Linked DNA regions of Homo sapiens: region 2 is linked to region 1. A link is an interaction called in ENCODE POLR2A ChIA-PET data of the cell type or tissue named here. Cell type or tissue: A673. All regions are shown on one strand. Each heading gives the region's core, and the rest is flanking DNA. Links, peaks and the distances in the headings are about the cores only. Region 1 holds the start of ST3GAL3-AS1 (ST3GAL3 antisense RNA 1). Region 2 overlaps ST3GAL3 (ST3 beta-galactoside alpha-2,3-sialyltransferase 3).

Evidence for each region. ChIA-PET counts read pairs that join two places held together with the same protein. Peaks named below come from ENCODE experiments on the same cell type or tissue, not always from the same donor. Only the 100,000 strongest peaks of a DNase experiment are listed, where the experiment ranks them.
Region 2: POLR2A ChIA-PET joins it to region 1 with 18 read pairs; 6 of 35 experiments call an interaction of 5 or more read pairs at or near these places.

Annotation. Positions count from the first base shown.
Region 1 is chr1:43,723,213-43,735,678 of GRCh38, reverse strand. All of the region lies in intron 1 of ST3GAL3 (ST3 beta-galactoside alpha-2,3-sialyltransferase 3), which reads right to left. ST3GAL3-AS1 (ST3GAL3 antisense RNA 1) reads left to right here and starts at 8,336. Exons shown (of 4, transcript NR_125986.1): 1 at 8,336-8,446. In A673, for the core only: no CTCF peak of the experiment used is centred there; no DNase peak of the experiment used is centred there.
Region 2 is chr1:43,785,767-43,793,766 of GRCh38, reverse strand. It overlaps ST3GAL3 (ST3 beta-galactoside alpha-2,3-sialyltransferase 3), which reads right to left. Exons shown (of 12, transcript NM_006279.5): 3 at 1,618-1,665. Among named protein-coding and RNA genes, the nearest start is that of MIR6079, 49 kb to the left of the region's middle. In A673, for the core only: no CTCF peak of the experiment used is centred there; no DNase peak of the experiment used is centred there.

The DNA of each region.
Region 1 (12,466 bases), core at 2,474-10,473:
AGGCTCAGCTGGATCCTTGCTTAGAGTCGCACAAGGCCAAAACCAAGGTGCTGGTAGGGCTGTGTTCCCTTCTGGAGGCCCTGGAGAAGAATCCACTTCCATGCTCACTCAGGCCGTTGGCTGAATTCAGTTCGTGCAGCTGTAGGGACAAGGCCCCCGTTTCCCGGCTGGTTATCTGCCAGGGGCCAGCCTTCAGGCCTACAGTCCTTTTCATGCTTTCCATGTGGTCCCCTTCAGGCTCTCTCACTCTTTGAATCTCTCCAAATTCCCCCTCCGCCATATCTTGCTTCTCTTCCAGCTGGAGAAACTTCTTTGCTTTTTGGGGCCCATGTGATTATATTGGGCCCACCTTAATAATCCAGGATAATCTCCCTATTTGAAGACCCAAAACCTTAATTATATCTGTGAAGTCCCTTGTGCCATGTCGAGTAACAAATTCATAGGTTCCAGGGATTACGGTGTGGATATCTTTAAAGAGCCATTCTGCCTAACATAGCTTTCATTCAATTCTCAACTCCTCTGAATAAAGTAATTGCTCCTTACAGCCTAGCGGTTTCTGACTGAGCCTCGATTTACTCTCCAATCCATCTCTTGCTTCTCTCAACCTCATTTGTGCCCTATGCTCTAGTCATTGTACTTTCTATTCATTGAATGCTGCCTTGTTTCTATCCTCAAGGTCTGTCTGGAATTCACCCACCCTGCTACTGTACCTGCTATGCATCCTTTGATGTAAAAGGATGCATAGCAGGTACACCTTAAATGTAAAATGTAACATTGGCCAAGAAGACTGCCCTGGGTCAGGCCCTCAACCAAACCCAATCAGATATCTCAGCCACAAAATTACAATGACATAAGAGAAAAAAATGATGTATAAATATTAATAATGGTGTGACAAAACATTATAATTTACAGATAATTGTCCACCTAGGAAAGCCAAGAGAATATACTAAAAAATCATTAGAATAGGAAGTTCAATAAAGTAGGTGATTATGATTATAAGATTAATTTACAAAAATCAACACATTCTTAAAAACCATACCAGCAATAACCAATTAGAAAATGTTAGGTGGGCTGGGCACAGTGGCTCACGCCTATAATCCCAGAACTTTGGTAGGCTGAGGCAGGAGAACTGCTTGAGCCCTGGAGTTTGAGGCCAGCCTAGGCAACATGATGAGATCCTATCTCTACAAAAAGAAAAATTAAAAAGTTAGCCAGGCCTAGTAGTGTGCATCTGTGGTCCTAGCTACCCAGGAAGCTGAGGCAGGAGGATCCTTTAAGCCCAGGAGGTTGAGGCTGCAGTGAGTTGTGAGCGTGCCACTGTACTCCAGCCTGGGTGACAGAGCAAGACCCTGTCTCAAAAAAAAAAAAAACAAAAAAAAAAGAAGAAGAAGAAAGAAAGAGAAGAAAGAAAAGAAAACATAAAGTGAAAAAATTCCATTCATGATGGCAACAAAATCTATAAAATAACTAAAAATAAACTTAGCAAGAAATGGGCAAGACTTTCACCAAAGAACATAAAATATCTGAGTAAATAAAGAGACAAAGGAGGTTCTTTTTTTTTACCCCCCGAGATGGAGTTTCCCTCTGTCGCCCAGGCTGGAGTGCAATGGCACGATCTCGGTTCACTGCAACTTCCACCTCCCCGGGTTCAAGCGATTCTCCTGCCTCAGCCTCCCGAGTAGCTGGGATTACAGGCACGCGCCACCACACCTAGCTGATTTTTTTGTATTTTTAATAGAGATGGGGTTTCACCATGTTGGCCAGGATGGCCTCCTGACCTCGTGATCCACCCACCTCGGCCTCCCAAAGTGCTGGGATTACAGGCGTGAGCCACCACGCCCGGTGAAAGAGGTTCTTAAGTGAGAAGATTCAATTTGAAATATGTCAGTTTTCCTGAAATGTGAGTTTTCTATAAATTCAGTTTCATTCCAGTCAAAATCCATGAATTTTCTGAACTTGGATCTAAAGATAATCTGAAGAGTTCAGGCCCAAGAAGGGCCAAGAAATTTCTTAAAATGAAAAATAATGGGATGAGAATCTGCCTTGCCAGATATCGAACCAACTCAAAGCTATAATTACTAAGGTAGATAGGTACTGGCAGAGGAAAAAACAGGTCAATGGAAGAGAACAGAGTCTAGAAATATGTTATCTCAAATAGAGAAAGAGATACATATACGCACACATACGAATGAGTTTACTTTATACATATAAATGTACTCAATTTACTCTACGCTAAGCATGTACATATAAAAATGGGAGAAAGGCCTGACAGGCTATACAGCTGTTAGCATGCTTACCTGTAGGGAATAGGATGGGATGATGAGAAGCAGGTGAGACTCAGAGGACTTTTACTTTTCCCTTTGTACACTTCTGAATTAAATTTATTTGTCATAGGGCCTAGCATGGCAGCTCAGACCTGAGAGGCCGAAGTAGGAGGACTGCATGAGCCCAGGAGTTCGAGACCAGCCTGGGCAAGATGATGAGATGAGACCCCCATCTCTACAAAAAATTTTAAGATTAGCTGGACATGGTGGCATGTGCCTATAGTCCCAGCTACTTGGGAGGCTGAGGCGGGAAGATTGCTTGAGCCCGCCTCAAGACTGCTTGAGGAGTTCGAGGCTGCAGTGAGCTATGATCATGCTACTGCACATCAGCCTGGGCAACAGAGAGATGCTGTCTCTTAAAAAAAAAAAAAAAAGTATTTTTTATGAAGTCACAAGTACTGCCTCCATTAATTTTTTACTATTAAAAAAATCAAACAACACATTGTAGAAATGTAAATTGGTAGACTCCTTTGGGAACAATTTAGAAGTATCTATTGAAATTTATAATATTCATATACCTTAGCCCAGTCTTTCTATTCCTATGACTTTTTTCTCAAACAATACTCCAACAAATATTAAAAAGGACATGTACATGAATGTTCATTAGCAACTCTGAGTATAACAGCAAGATACTAGAAACAGTTTAAATGCCCAATAATAGGGACCCAATAATTAAATTATGGTAAGTCTCCCTGGTCACATCCATTGAGGTCTTAGCAGGAAAGAGATGGCATATGCAAAGGAGTAAACTGAAGGCAGTTTAATGACAGGATTTTTTATAGCTGTTGTGAGCAGCATTTAAAGGAACCAACAAGGAATGGTGAAGCAGCCAGGGACTAGAAACGGCAGGAAGCTATTTCTACCCTTCAACCTCAAAGGGCAAAAGAAGAGAAGGGTGTCACTGGAGCCCAGCAAGAGCTGGCTGGAGAAGAGAAGCCACCCTACAAGAGCAGTGATCACGGATAACGAGCACAGCTGCTACTAGAACCATGGCAAGGGACAGTGGGGGATAAAACATAGTCTGACTCCTCCCAACATTGGCCCTCAGATCTCCTGGCAGTGTCTTTTATCAGCTGATCCCAGCTGGAAGCCAGAAGGCAAGGAAGCCCAGATGATGCAGGTAACAGAGACCAGCTGCCAGTACACAGAAGAAACGAAGGTGAATAAAGTATCTGCCAGGGCAGGAGAATAACAGTGCAGAATATAATGTACCAGCTGGAAAGAATGAGGCATATCTGCATGTACTAACAGGGAAGTGTGTCTAGAACCTACTGCTAAGTGAAAAAAAATCTAGCTGTAGAATAGTATGTACATATATGGCCCCATACTGGCAACAACAAACGAAGATGACAATAATATTTAAAAATTAAGATTAAGGGCCGGGCGCCATGACTCATACCTGTAATCCCAGCACTTTGGGAGGCTGAGGCTGGTTGATCACTTGAGCCCAGGAATTCTAAACCAACCTGGGCAACACAGTAGGACCCTGTCTCTACAAAAAATTTTTTTTAAAAATTAGTCAGGGCCGGGCATAGTGGCTCATGCCTGTAATCACAGTACTTTGGGAGGCCAAGGTGGGTGGATCACGAGGTCAGGAGATCAAGACCATCCTGGCTAACACTGTGAAATCCCGTCTCTACTAAAAATACAAAAAATTAGGCCGGGCGCAGTGGCTCACGCCTACAATCCCAGCACTTTGGGAGGCCGAGGTGGGCGGATCACGAGGTCAAGAGATCGAGACCATCCTGGCTAACACAGTGAAACCCCATCTCTACTAAAAAAAAAAAAAAAAAAAAATTAAAATTAGCCGGGCATGGTGGCGGGCGCCTGTAGCCCCAGCTACTCGGGAGGCTGAGGCAGGAGAATGGCGTGAACCCGGGAGGTGGAGCTTGCAGTGAGCCTAGATCGCGCCACTGCACTCCAGCCCGAGTGACAGAGCAAGACTCCATCTCAAAAAAAAAAAAAAAAAAAAAAAATTAGCTGGGTGCGGTGGCACGCACCTGTAGTCCCAGCTACTTGGGACGCTGAGGCAGGGGAATCGCTTGAACCCAGCAGGCGGAGGTTGCAGTGAGCCGAAATCGTGCCACTGCACTCCAAGCCTGGGCGACAGAGCGAGACTCTATCTCAATAATAAAAATAAAAAAATATTATTCAGGCATGGTGGTATGTGCCTGTACTGGTGGTATAGCCCCAACCAATTGGGAGGCTAAGGTAGGATTTGTTGAGCCCAGGAGGTTGAGGTTGCAGTAAGCCAAGGTTGCACCACTGTACTCCAGCCTGGATGACAGAGTGAGATGCCATCTCAAAGAAAAAAAAAATAAGACTAAGTATCTAGTACATACATAAAAGAATATGCACCAAACTATTGACAATAATTATCTCTGAAAAGTGGGTTCAGATGGAATACTTTGACAAGGTATTTATTTATCCATATATTTATTTTTAATGTTTATATTTGTAAAAGTAAATACATAAAGTTTTAAGTGAAATAGAAATCAGAGACTTGATGGCTAGGCATGGTGGTTCATGCCTGTAATCCTAGCACTTTGAGAGGCCAGGAATTTGAGACCAGCCTGTGCAACATAGTAAGATCCTGTCTCCAGAAAAAAATTAAAAATCAGCCAGGCATGGTGGCATGGGCCTGTAGTCCTAGCTATTTGAGAGGCTGAGGTAGGAGGATTGCTTGAGCCCATAAGTTTGAGGTTACAGTAAGCCATTATGACATCACTACACCCCCGCCTGGGCAACAGAGCAAGACTCTGTCTAAAAAAAAAAAAAAAAAAGAAAGAAAAGAAAAGAAAGAAAAAAAGAAAAGAAAAAGAAATCAGAAACTTGTATTTCTAACTACACAAGGAACTATATATCTTGTCCAAACTTCCCACTGAGAACAACTAAAAATTTAAGTTGTAAGTAGTCTGCGCACAAAAGGCAAGTGGCTCTTAGAAAGAATTTTCTTTTCTTTTAGAAGGGGGCAGAAGTGGCTGGCACCACCCCTCTCCTTTCTGTGCCAAATGCAAGAGATGTGATGCTGAATTGTCACAACCATACAGTGACCACAGCCCAAGGCTCTGGCAGACACACAACAGTCAGTGAGTCAACAGATGCAGCCATTCTTTTCAACAAATATGGCAGTGAGAAGGCTGAAGTAATCACCTGTTTTATTTCAGTCTTTTCCATTAGGGAAAACAATCTTCAAATGACAAGAGTAGAACAAATCCCAAGGAGGAAACTGATTTCCAAAAGTAGACAACATACAAAAGAGCAAAAAAGAGCTTAAAGGAAGCCAAAGCCTCCAAGACAAGGAGAACAATATCCCGAGATCCTGTGAGAGATGTAATTTCAAACTCGCCGCTAGGACAAAAGTCTGACACATTCTAGAAGTGAGGCTGTGGGGTAAAAACAGGCTTTCATACATTACTGGTGGTGGAAGGGATTTGAAAATATCTAACAAAATTACACATGCTTTTAACCCTTTAACCCAATAGTCTCACTTCTAAGAAACTATCCCAAAGATACACTGACAAAAATACAAAAAGTCTTATGTGAATGGCCACTTATTGTAGCACTATTTGTAACGTAACAGAGTAAGATTCAATGTACTCCAAATGTCCTTCAACAAGGGTTGAATCAACTATGGTACATACACAAAATAGGTACTATGCATCCATAAACAAAATGAGGTCCCTCTATCCCTTCCTTTCTAAATAATCTAAAAACCAGTAGGCTTTAGGGAGAGTCACACATGCCTGGGGTGAAAGGGGAGAGAGGGACATTAGTCCATGTGAGGGGTCTAGGTTGTGGCAACAGGTGATTTGGGATTGACCAGATAAGTAAATGTATTGAAGCTAATGGGAACAAGATTTCCCAATGATGGAGAAGAAAGTTACAAATATGGAAAGGGAAAACTGGAATTAATATTTTGACTTGTATTGAAATTGGAGGTATTCAGTGGGAAAAAAATGGTTTTTAATATATAACCAGGCATGGTGGCTCACACCTGTAATCCCCGTACTTTGGGAGGCCAAGGAATAAGGATCACTTGAGCCCAAGAGTTTGAGACCAGCCTGGGCAATATAGTCTTTACAAAAAATTGTCTCGATAGCTGGGCGTGGTAGTGGACACCTGTAATCCCAGCTACTTGGGAGGCTGAGGCAGGAGAATCACTTGAACTGGGGAGGCAGAGGTTGCAGTGAGCCCAGATCATGGCACTGCACTCCAGCCTGGGTGACAGAGTGAGAATCTGTCTCAAAAAAAAAAAAAAAAAAGAAAAATAATTGTCTCTACAAAAAATTTAAAAATTAGCTAGGCCTGGTGGCATGTGCCTGTAGTCCCAGTTACTCAGGAGTCTGCAGTGGGAGGAGCACTTGAGCCTAGGCAGTGAAGGCTGCAGTGAGCTGAGAACATGCAACTGCACTCCAGCCTGGGCGACAAAGAGAGACTCTGTCTCAAAACGAACAATAATACAGAAATATATATGTGTGTGTGTGTATATGTACATATGTGTGTATACATATGTGTATATATGTGTGTTATATATACAAAGACATAAAAATAAATATAGTGAGGATAGTGTGTGTACATTTGTGTGTATACACACATATAATTTTTTTTAAACAGTTTCTGTCATTCAGACCAGAGTGCAGTGGCGTGATCATACCTCACTGCAACCTCGACCTCCTGGGCTCAAGTGATCCTCCCATCTCAGCTTCCCAAGTAGGTAGGACCATAGGCACGTGTCACCACGCCCAGCTACTAAAATTTTTTTAACTTTTTGTGGCAACAGGGTCTTGCTATGTGGCCCAGGTTGGTATCAAACTCCTAGACTCAAATGATCCTCCTGCCTTGGCCTCCCAAAGTGCTGGGATTACAGGCGTGCGCCACTGTGCCCACCCCCCCAACATATAACTCTTTAGCTCTGCCCACAGAAAGACCCTGGCAGTGGTCATATCTCAACAGCATGAAGCATATCTAGTACCTAGATTTTGATGGTGTTTTTGTTTTTGTTTTTGTTTTCTGAGAAGGAGTTTCGCTCTTGTTGCCCAGGCTGGAGTGCAATGGTGCGATTTCAGCTCACGATAACCTCCGTAGATCTTGGTTTTGAAATACTATTCTCCACTAACAAGAAGCAGGGTGCAGCCATAAAAAAAGAATGAATTCAGGTCTTTGCAGCAACATGGTTGCTGCTGGAGGCCATCATCCTAAGCAAATTAACGCAGGAACAGAAAACCAAATACCACATGTTCTTACTTGTAAGTGGCAGCTAAACATTGGGTACTTACGGACACACAGATGGCAATAACAGACACTGGAGACTACTAGATGGGGATGAGGGGTGAAGGCGCAAGGGTTGAAAAATGAACTGTTGGGTACTATGCTGAGTACATGGGTGACAGGATCAATCATACTCCAAATCTCAGCATCACACAATACCCATGTAACAAACCTGAACATGTATCACTGAATTGAAAATAAAAGTTGAAATTATTTTTTTAAAAAAGGTTTAGGACACAGATAGAAAAAGGCACTTAATATTCAAGAGGAGTCATGGGTCTTCCGGGAGAAAAAAAAAATTTTTGAGACACCTAAAACCCAGAACAATGTGAAGTTTGGGGAAGGGATGAGGCTAAAGACAGCATAAATGATTTTTCAAAGTTATGTTTGAAGCAAGAAGAAAAGATGAGGAATAGGTTTAGTTTCATCTCTGATACAGCATTTCTTGTTAAAACTGATGGCTTTCTCTGCAGGCACCTGCCTTCTGAATGCTGGTCCCACTCAGCCATCCACTTTCACTTTTTACCAAGTTAATTTCTACTGATTCTTCAGATCAGTTAATTACTGGTATGCTGCCCCTCCCCAGTCAAGGATCTTTTATTACCCTACCATAGAATCACATTTCTTTCCTTAGTGCACTTCTCTCACTTGAGAAATGCCCCCATTAATGTTATTACTTGATTAATATCGACCTCCCTTTTCTCCTTCCAGGGCTGAAATTGTGTCTGGTTTTGCTCATCATCTTATAGCATATAGCAGGAGTGTAATAAACAATTGCTTAAAAAAAAAAAAGGAAGCAGGTCTCCTTGGAAGAATGGCTGACTCCAAGGCTGGGGCAGAGAAGGCGTAAGGTAAGTCTGGGCCACCTTGTTGTGCCTGAAAATGGGAAAATGCTCAGAGTGAGGACAGGTCAAAAGGAAAAAGGAATCAGCCTGAGGAGCTCCCACTGGTCAGATCTGGAGCAATTCAGCATCAAGATAAAGACTGATAATAACAGATTATAATCCATTAAATAAGAATCTAATAAAGGGGGAGAAAGCTCTCAGAGTGAAACGACAGCTGATGAAAATAGAAGGAATAATGTAATTAGAAAATCACCATTTAGGAACCATTATAGTAATAATTCACCCAAGAAACATCAATGGATGCTAAAATTAATGCATACAAGTTTTACAAGAAATGGGATACAGGGCCAGAAACAATGGCTTACACCTGTAATCCCAGCACTTTGGGAGGCCGAGGCAGGCGGATCATTTGAGGTCAGGAGTTCGAGACCAGCCTGGCCAACATGGGGAAACCCCATATTACTAAAAATACAAAAATTAGCCAGGCATGGTGGCACCCACCTGTAATCTCAGCTACTTGTGTGGCTGAGGCAGAAGAATTGCTTGAACTCGGCAGGCGGAGGCTGCAGTGAGCCAAGATCGTGCCACTGCACTCCAGCCTGAACAAGAAAACAAGACTCTATCTCAAGAAAAGAAAAAGAAATGGGATATAGGCCAGGCACAGTAGCCCATGCCTGTAATACTAGCACTTTGGGAGGCCAAGGTAGGAGGATCACATGAGGCCAAGAGTTCAAGACCAGCCTGGGCAACACAGCAAAATTCCACCTCTAGAAAAAATTTTAAGATTAGCTGGGCATAGTGGCATGTGCCTGTAGTCCCAGCTACTTGGGAGGCTGAGGAGGGAGGATTACTTGAGCCCAGGAGTTAGAGGCTGCAATGAGCTAAGATCATGCCACCGCACTCCAGCCTGAGTGACAGAGCAAGACCCTATCTCTTATAAATAAATAAATAAAAAATAAGATATAAAATAGTTTTAAACTATTTCCTCACTAATTATTAACAGAGGGGAACAGAGTAACTTTGAAGTTGAGAAATCTGACAGACATCACAATAAGCTAGCTGAAGGGGACATATGGGAGTTCTTTGTAATATTTCTACAACTCTTTTGTAAATAAGAAGTTATTTCAAAATGAAAAGTTAAAAAGGGAAAGGAATTTTAAACTAAATGTTCAAATAAACATCTAAATGAGAGTTTATGCAGCCACTTTAAATGGCTGCATAAACTTAAAAAAATTTTTTAATGGTATAGAGAAATGCTTTTGGTATCGTACTAAATGAGAAAAATAAAACGTGAGGCTGGGTGCGATGGCTCACGCCTGTAATCCCAGCACTTTGGGAAGCTAAGGCAGGCACATCACTTGACCCTAAGAGTTCGAGATTAGCCTGGGCAACATAGCGAAACCGTCTCTACAAAAAATACAAAAATTAGCTAGGCACGGTGGTGCGTGCCTGTAGTCCCAGCAACTCAGGAGGCTGAGGTGGGAGGATCACTTAAGACTGGGAAGTGGAGGCTGCGGTGAACTGAGACCATGCCAGTACACTCCAGCCTGGGTGACAGAGTGGGACACTGTCTCAAAAAAATTAATTAATTAATTAAATTTAATAAGAGTATCAGGCACTCAACCATGAGAGACAGAAAAAGATAAATAAAAAATAAAAATGCTAGAAGTAGATTTAAGACAGAGAATTCTGGCTGTGGGACTGCACTTGGCCTCCCTGTATGGTCAGAAAAAAGCATGCAGGCCAGGCGCAGCGGCTCATGCTGTAATCCCAGCACTTTGAGACGCCGAGGTGGGTGGATCACCTGAGGTCAGTTCAAGACCAGTCTGACCAACATGGTAAAACCCGTCTCCACTAAAAATACAAAATTAGCTGGGCGTGATGGTGCATGCCTATAATCCCAGCTACTTGGGAGGCTGAGGCAGGAGAATAGCTTGAACCTGGGAGTCAGAGGTTGGAGTAAGCCGATTGCACCACTGCACTGCAGCCTGAGCAACAAGAGTGAAACTCCATCTCAAAAAAAAGAAAGAAAAGAAAAGAAAAAAGAAAAAAGCATGCAGGTAAAGAGTTGCAGATGCTCCCTCTAGAATGCAGATGGAGCACAGCGATTTGGACACATCCTCTCCACATACATGCATCTTATCCCAGAGAGGGAAGTGGCTCTCTTCTGTCCAAAGCTAATAGGACAAACACTATGTGCTAGGGATTACACATGGCAGCGAGGACACCGAAACACAGAAACTCAGGCCCCACCTTAGAGGACTTCTGACTTCTCTCTTCTCATTAATTCTTCAACTCTGTGGTCTGATCTGGCTTCTAATCCCACCTGTCACTGTGGTAAATGAGTTTACCACTGACCTCGTAAGTGCCACATCCACTGGACACTTTACAGTCCTCCCGCAATTTGACCTTTATACAGCCCCTAAAACTGTGAGAGGTGGTAAGAGCCTTTCTCTGCCTTCTTTGCCACTCATCTTTTAGGACTGTGTTCAAGTGTTAGTTCCTTCAGCAAGCTTTCCTTAATCACAGCCCTACACCATGACTGTGCTCCATAACATCCCATGCTCACCTCCATCATAGCATTTAGAAAACATCTTGTCTCTTTTTCTGCCTCTGCAGATAATTAGCATACAATTTGAAAAAAGAACCTATAACTTAGGTCTGTTAAATCACTAGCATTTATCAGCATAGTGCCTCAAATATAGTAACACTCAAGCAGAGTTTGTTTAAAAATAAAATAGCCTGTAATCCCAGCATTTTGGGAGGCTGAGGAAGGCAGATGGCATGAGCTCAGGAGTTTGAGACCAGCCTGGGCAACATGGCGAAACCCCATCTCTACAAAAAAAAAAAAAAAAATGAAAATAGCCAGGTGTGGTGGTGAGGGCCTGTAGTCCCAGCTACTCATGGGGCTGAAGCAGGAGGATCACTTGAGCATGGGAGGCAGACGTTGCAGTTAGCTGAGATTGCACCACTGCAATCCAGACTGGGAAACAAAGTGAGACCCTATCTCAAAAAATAAATAAATAAATAAATAAAATATATTTACAATTATATTCCCCAACTCTAGACACAATATAATTTGTACACATTCCAAAAAGTAATACATTCTAAAGGTATAATTTGAATGCATATATATATATGCATACATATATTACATATACACACAACAATTTTAAATATAGAGAGCAGCTCAGGGTGCTATCTTAGGCTTTCTTACATTCTCATTCTGCAGATATCCCCAAAGCAATGTCATCCTCTTCTGTGACTTCGTTTACCACCATTATGCTGACTCTTAGTCCATTTGCTTTGCTATAAATAAATACCTGAGGCTGGACACAGTGGCTCACGCCTGTAATCCCAGCACTTTGGGAGGCCGAGGCGGGCAGATCACCTGAGGTCAGGAGTTCGAGACTAGCCTGGCCAATATGGTGAAACCTCATCTCTACTAAAAATACGAAAATTAGCCAGGCATGGTGATGTGTGCCTGTAAACCCAAATACTTGGGAAGCTGAGACAGGAGAATCACTTGAACCCAGGAGGCAGAGGTTGCAGTGAGCTGAGATCATGCCACTGCACTCCATCCTGGGCAACAGAGTGAGACTCTGTCTAAAAAAAAGAAAAAAGAAATACTTGAGACTGGTATAAAAAAAGAAAAAAGAAATACCTGAGACTGGGTAATTTCTAAAGAAACGAGTTTATTTGGCTTACAGTTCTGTAGGCTGTATAAGAAGCAAGGCAGCAGCATCCACTTCTGATGAGAGCTTCAGGGTGCTTCCACTCATGGCAGAAGCGGAAAGGGAGCAGATATCACATGCCAAGAGAGGAGGGAAGGCCGGGCGTGGTGGCTCACGCCTGTAATTCCAGCACTTTGGGAGGCCGAGGCAGGTGGATCACCTGAGGTCAGGAGTTTGAGACCAGTCTGGCCAACATGGTGAAATCCCGTCTCTACTAAAAATACAAAACTTAGCTGGGTGTGGTGGTGCGTGCCTGTAATCCCAGCTACTCAGGAGGCTGAGGCAGAAGAAT
Region 2 (8,000 bases), core at 1-8,000, 61 kb before region 1:
GATTAATAGAAGTTCTCAACTTTTATGTAATAAAATGACCAATCTTTTACTATACAAATAGATGCAAGTTTTGGATCCATTTAAGAACTCTTTCTGTCTGTCCACTCTACCTTAAAGTGACTTCTCATAGCCTCAGCATTTTGGTGGGAAGCACACAAGGTATGAGATAGAAAGATGCTAAGGGAGAGAGGATGGGCTCTAGAGTTAGACAGATATGAATGGCCCTGAACAGGTTACTTCATGTCTTTGAGCATTAGCTTCTTTATCTATAATTAAAGATATCAAAGCTGTTGTAAGGAGATCTAGTATTTGATAGCACAGCAGAGTGATTATAGTCAACAAAAATTTATTGTGTATTTTGAAATAATTAAAAGAGTGTAATTGAAATGTCTGTAACACAAATAAACCGTAAATGCTTCAGATAATGGATACCCCATTTGCCCTGATGTGATTATTACTCATTGTATGCCTGTATCAAAACATCTCATGTACCCTATAAATATATACACCCACTATGTACCCATAAACATTAAAAATAAAAAAAATAAAAATAAAAAGCGATTGTAAGAGATAGCTGAGAGGTGTATCAAGCACTCAGCACAGTGCTGGCACACAGTAAAACAGGCAGACCCTCAGTAAATAGTGGTGGCTGTGATCATATTCTCTGAATGTCTTTCCTCTTGTCCACTCTACTACAACTGCCTGACCCTCATGGCTGTTTTGTGAATCATCAATCTACCATATCTAAGGACGGCAAAATGAATTAACTGCCCTCAACAGGCCAGCAGTCTCCCTGGCATTCACTGGCAGTACCCATGGTATGAGGCCCACCTGACTTTACCTAAAAACACAGAGATACTCTTCCCTCAAAGTCACGTCATTCTGAGGCTCCCATAGGGACCCAATGGCAGCAAGCTGAGGAATCAAAGTAGTCTCTTCCCACTTCCTGTCAACAGGCACAGTGATGTGGAACAGGTAAACTGCCCTAGACATGGCAGAGCCAGGCTCCACTGGGTCTGGGTGAATTTGGGGCAGGTGTGCTGATCTGTGTGTCCTGCACTGTAAACAGGGAAGAGAAGGAGTGTGTCCACCTACATGCATTTTGGCATGAGTACACAGTACAGTGTGGTACTCCTCTCCTGGAAGAGGTCTGTATTTGAATATATGGGGTGTGCATGTAAACATGCAATGGAGTGTATGTCCTCAGGAAACTGGGATGCTCCCACCAGCCCAGCATTCTAGTAGAGAGCCCTGATGGTTATCTGCTCCAGCATTCCCACAGCCTGGGGTCTTTCAATGCCCTCTGCCCCACCTTCTGAGACAGGATATATGCACAGAAAACAGACATCCTTTTATGTGACTCTTGACAACTCTGAATGAAGAGGGAGCATCTACTGTAACTCCTCTGTGCACTTTTAAAGTAACTGGAAAAGTTCTCTGGATATGTCCCTCTTCTGCTTCCCTGACCATAAAGTCTCTAGAAAGGCTTCTTGAGACTTCCCCCAATTCTGGGATATTCCACTGCCCTCCCCAGCAAACCCATACTTGATTAGGCTTCACAAAAAATATGGCTAATATTGAAGGCCAAAAAGATGATAGAGGGGGAAGAGTTGGTACCTGAGCCTAGTGTTTGTCCAGCGGAGTCAAAGGAAAGAACCACTGAATCTGCAACACAAGAGGACAAGTTCATTTCTTTCTCCTTCTTATAATAAAAAAGCAAGCTCCCACTGGCTCTGCCCAAACCCTCCCTCAAAGCAGAGTCAACTGGAAGGGAACTCAGTCGAACAGCCCAGCCTCCCAGGCCCATGCCCACCCATCCACTGAGCCAGGAGACCCTGCCCAGCCCAGTACCCCTTGCCTCCTGCCAGAGGGAGAGACGTCTCAAGGCAGGGACAGGCCCCAAATTCTTTAGAGGCATTTCTTGCCAGATTAGGGGACAAATTTACTTCTTTTTCTTTCTTCTAGTGAAAATGGAATTAAAACAAAGCAAAATAAAAGTTCCTTCCTGAATCTAGTTAAAGGCACTAACATTTCCCCTTTGATCTTGCCCTTTCTTCTACTTATATACTCAATTGTTCATTGTTTCTTCCCCAAAAAAGGCTTATAGTGGCCTATTGAAATTTACAATGTACACTAGAATTTTAAAATGAAGATGTCAAAGAAAGGAAAAAGACTATATAGTTGGGGAAATGTTAGTGCACAAAATGCATGCCATGAGTACCTACGCAAACACCGCAGGCAGAATCAGGGCCTGAGCCTTCAAACAGCCAAAGAAAAAAGGAAATGAATGGTTACAAGATTCAGTACCCACAAGGCATTCATTCATTCATTCATTCATTCATTCAATCAAATGTCCAATAAATATGCACTGGGCAACTGCTATGTGCAAGATACTATACTATGACTGAGATACAGCAGCAAACAGAAAAAGCATGGTCTCTATCCTTATTGATCTTTCTGCTATCAGTCTAGGAGAAAAAAATGTTACCAAAGAACAAACTATTTAACTAGAAACTGATAAAAGAGAAAAAAAGAAAGTGTTATTAAAGTTTATATTAGGAACTGGACTGAGTACAGAAGGGGAGTGGGTACTGGATAGGGAAGACATCTCTGAAGAAGTGACGCTTGAACTCATAGCTGAAGGATAAGTGAGGGTCAAACCCAACAAGAATGGAATAGGACATTCAAAGCAGAGGGAAGGCCATGTGTGAAGACCTGAGGCAAAATGGAGTCTGGTGCTCCAGAGCAACTGAAATACCAAAACATAAAAGCAAATACTGTACAGTGATCAGAGAGAACTTTCTCTTGTGGGCCTTAGAAAAAGAGATGCCGGCCGGGTGCAGTGGCTCATGCCTGTAATCCCAGCACTTTGGGAGGCTGAGGTGGGTGGATCACGAGGTCAAGAGATCGAGACCATCCTGGTCAACATGGTGAAACACAGTCTCTACTAAAAATACAAAAAAAAAAAATTAGCTGGGCGTGGTACGCGTGCCTGTAGTCCTGGCTACTTGGGAGGCTGAGGCAGGAGAAGCACTTGAACCTGGGAGGCGGAGGTTGCAGTGAGCCGACATCATGCCACTGGACTCCAGCCTGGTGACAGAGCAAGACTCCATGTCAAAAAAAAAAAAAAAAAGGAGACGCCATATGATGTTGAAGATTGTATATTCTACATTTCTATACTAAGCAGCTGTAAATCTTGTATGGCTGTTTCCTACAACATAAGCCAATGCCAAATGATGGCATAAATTAAACATAGAGTTCAATAAAAGCAATTATAAGGGGCACCAAGATGATGTAAGGCCCAAGATAACCCAAGAAACCCCAGACTCAAAAGGGATCAGATTCCACAGACTTACTCCAAAGGAGTGTCAGCCGGATGCAAATGGCACCAGAGTCTAGAGCCACACCCCACCCAAACATTATGGGCATTTTCTCTCATTGCACATGGACATTCAACACAATAGTTATCATAACTGTACATAACATCTGTTCCCACTGCTAGGTTGTAAGTTTCATAAAGGCAGACACCAAATCTGCTTTATTCACTGCTACACCTGGCACTCAATATTTGCTGAATAACAATGTACAGAAAAATGAATGAATCACAAATCTTCAGACACTCTTTCATCGATATTTTTTTCTCACAACCATGTGTTTGCTAAGAACTGGGTGGCAGAGAGCTGGAGGATGTGGTTTCTGAGGCAGGTACTCTGTACTGCCAGTTAAAGATAGATCCATATGCTTTGAAATCTGCCAAGAAAAAGGTAGGGTTGCCACTTTTTTACAAAATGTAGAATCACAATCAGGACACTTGGCTGAACAGATAGGTGACCACCCTATCTCATACAATCAATGTCTAACTCTTATAAATTCTACTTTTTTTTTTTTTAATAGAGCCAGAGTCTTGCCCTGTCCCCTGGGCTGGAGTGCAGTGGTGCAATTGTGGCTCACTGCAGCCTCTAATTCCTGGGCTCAAGTGATCCACTCACATCAGCCTCCTCAACAGCTAGGACTACAGGTGCATGTGCCAGCCTGCCTGGCTAACTTTTCAATTTTTTTTAGAGATGAGCATCTTGCCATATTGCCCAGGCTGCTTTCAAATTCCTGGCCTCAAGTGATCCTCCTGCTTTGACCTCCCAAAATGTTGGGATTACAGGCACGAGCCATCATGCCTGGCCAATTCTACTTCTTTATCAGCATTTCTCACATTTATCTCCTCTCATTGAGAAGACTGACTCCTCCAACCCCTGCTTTTAAAAACAGCTTTATTGAGGTATAATTCACGTACCATGAAATTCACTCATATAAGTGTGCAATTCAATGATTTTTAGAAAATTAACAGAGCTCCATAACCATCATCACAATCCAATTTAGAACATTCTCATCACTCCAGAAAGATCCCTCATGTCCATTCAGTCATTCCCTGCCCCAACCTCCAACCCCAGGAACCACCAAGTTACTTTCTGTCTATAGATTTGCTTTTCTGGACATGTGCCTATCATCTTTTGCTGGGACTGCTCTTATTGCCCCCAAAACACACCTCTGCCTCCAACATAGCCCATTTCCATCCATCCTTTCTACTGATTTCTCCAAAAAGCATAACAGATTGTGTCTCTGTTCTTTAATAAAACCCTTCAGAGGCTTCCTGTGGCCTGTAAGATAAAGTTCAAGCTCTGACATTCAATGTCTTTACCATTTGCCTCATTTACCACCTTGAGTTCCAGATATGCAAAATTACTTATATTTCCCAAGAGATGCATGCCTTCATGTCTTCAGACGTTGAACACATTGTCTTCTCTGCAGGTTTGCATTAAAAAAAAAAAAAACCTCCCACTCTTCCATTAAGACCAACTCAATTGACCCCTTCTTCTTGAAGACCTCTCTGATCAATTCTGCTCACTTACTTCTTTAGGCCATCACTGTGCTTCTATTATGGCATTCATTATACTGCACTATAATCCTTGTTTGCTTTTCTTCTTCTTTCATTAAACTGAAAGTTCCCTGAAGACAAAGACTGTCTATTCATTTTGAGGCTCTGATGCCTAACTAATGACTGATACATACAAAGTGGTCAATATGTTTATTCAACTAAGAAATAAGCTAGTAAATATTCTTGCTTTCTTTCAAAGGTGATGTTATCTGAGTGATATTTTACAAGTTGGAGGTAAAATCCATTCTGGGTATTGACTCCCATCAGTTCCAATCAGTCCTGAAGTGTGCTTGTCCTGTGAAGGTTCAGGGGTCCAAACCTGGCCTCACCCTAGGAAAATGAGTGCTCACACAAAGAGTCTCCGCAGAGGAGGAATAAGAAAAGCATCCTAAGAGTTTTCCAGGCGAGAGATCACATTCCCCTGAAGAAGATTGGGAATGGAATTCTGAGGAGCTGACTGCCCGGATGAGCAACAATAAAAACAAGCACTTCAAATTTTTATTGCAGTTGACAAGTATTTTTCCAATTGCAATTTATCTTCTTTGTACTCACAAGCAGTCCTGATATAAAGTCTCTTTTAAACTTTTCAAATGACATGTACAGAAAAAAGGCTAAAAGTTAACTAAAAGACTAAAACTAATTAAGACTAAAAGAGACTAAAAACATGGTTGTCTCTGGGTGGCAGAATTATAGTAATGCTTATTCTCTGCATTTTTGTAAAATTTGTACAGTAAACATGTATTACTTGCATTGTTTGAGGGGACAAAAAGTTCAAAACAGAACTTCTGAATCCCGCTCTAGGATTTTAACCTCCAACTCACTGGTACCAATGCCAAAGGATGGCAGGTTCTTGAATGCCTTCATTATTCACTGTACATGCTGAAACGCTGTTGAGCTTTTCTCTTTAATTACTGAGGTCATCCTTATAGTTCATGATACTTAAATATACCCCAACAATATCAGTCTAAATGGACTGGGCTTTCCTCGCCCTTCTTTACTTCTCCCTCCTTCTCACAAATATTATCAAGTGGCTATTACACGCCAGGCCCCATGGAGCCAAATTAGAGATAGCCTTCGCCTTCAAGCCAAGGAAGACAGACCACTTCATAAGCACTTAAGATAAAAATAAAGTGATAAGGGTAAGCATCAAACAGGTGACAGTCTACTGGAAAGAGTCAAAGTCTTTGCAAATATTATTTCCAATGGTAGCGGAATGCTCTTACGATCACACATTTTTAAACTTCAGAAGAGGCAAGTGAGAGGGCAGAAATTTTCAGAGGAAGTTGGTGACATATTCATGTTTTGTGTAAGTTTTTAAATGAAATCTGCTGTGAGCATTAAAGGTTTGATGAATTTTGTTTTGATGAATTTTGCTTTGACTTCAGAAACAGTTTGGCCATTCATTATTTGTGATTTATTCTAAAGGACGTAAGATTATTTTAGTTATAAACCACTTTGACAGCTAACGGGAAAACTTAGTATTCAACAAATTGAGAAGTTTGCTTTGCAAGGAACAGAGCAAGAATATCCAGACTTCTCCCTCTCAGGCTAGCAAATATGTCATTTTTACTTCAGTCATCCCAGGCTCCAGCTGTTCCTGGCTCCCAGGCCAGAGGCAGCCATGTGGCCTGCCATACAAGTGACCAAACTGAATTCCAGACCAAAGTACAGCACAGCCTTGCTGCACATGACTTTGTTCAATGAGGAAACCTAGAATTTACTGGCAATCTTTTATTATAGTCAGATGTTTCCTGTGTCTGGTTTCCGAAGTGGAATAAAAGGAATCTAAAGGGAGTATGAAGAAGAATAGGGCTCAGTCTTTCTGCCATTGGACAAGTTTCCAGAGCACAAATTATGCAGCAAATGAGCTACCTTTTGGGGTATACTTATCTTCAGCCAATTACCATGTGTAAGCCTGAGAGACGTAAAAATGAACTAAAAGAAAATTGTTCCCTCAAGTAGCTCACAACCTAACAGGTAAAATAAAAATACATATAAAGCTAAACACAAGACACAGCCGTGGGAAAAACAGTAACAAGGGAGATTTCACTGTTTATCAGTTTAACAGATGTTTACTGAGAAACTACGACACACTAGGCTTGAAAATACAGTGGTGAGTAAGAACAAAAATGTTCTTATTCTCAAGGAATTTTTGTTTTAGTCAGGGAGATACAAAACAACCAAACAAATGAAATGAACAAAATACTGAACAGTGATAAGCAGTACGAAGAATATTAAAGCATGTAACGGAGACCAAGGGTAGAGGTACAGGCAGTGTTAGACAGGGTGTTTCAGGAAGGCTTCTCTGAGGAGGTGGCACCCAGGCTGAGACCTGGAGACAGAAGCAAGCTAAGAAAAGATCAAGAGAAAGAGTTCCAGGCGGAAGGAAAAGCAAGCGCAGCAGCCCTGCTACATCTAAAGAAGAAGTCAGAAGGTCAGTGTTGCTGGCGCACAGAGCACAGAAAGCAGGAGGTGGGAAAACGAGGTCAGAGAGGAAGACAGGAGCCGCATCTGCAGGAGGGTGTACAGGCCGCAGAAAGATGTCTGTGTTCTATTTCATTAGCAATGAGAAGCCCTGCTTAAAACCCCGGGAGTAACAGAGTCGGATTTATATTTTTAAATATAAACTTGGGCCATTATGTGGGAACTAAATTGATTATTCTGGCAACTGAGTAAAAGGTAGATTAGGGGAGAGAGACTGAAGACAGGGAGATCAATAAGGAGGAGACTCATGCAACCCTCTGGGTGAGAACTGATGGTGGCCTGAACCGGGTCGATGGCAATGGGAATAGAGAAAAAAGGAGAAATGCCAAAAAAAAATGCTTAAAAGGGAAAACTTCAGGATGTAGTGACTGATGGGACATGAGTGAGACAGGAAGGGAAGAGAATGATATCTAGCTTGGGCTTGGGCAAATGGATGCTGACTGTTGCTTGATGGAAAGTAGGCTGCATCCTAACCACATGACCCTTCCTCCCCTCTGGCCACTGACAACTGGCCCATGGGCTCAAGGGAAGGTAATCCATAGACTCCTCATCCACCTAGAGGCAGATAGGGTCTCTCTTTTGGGAA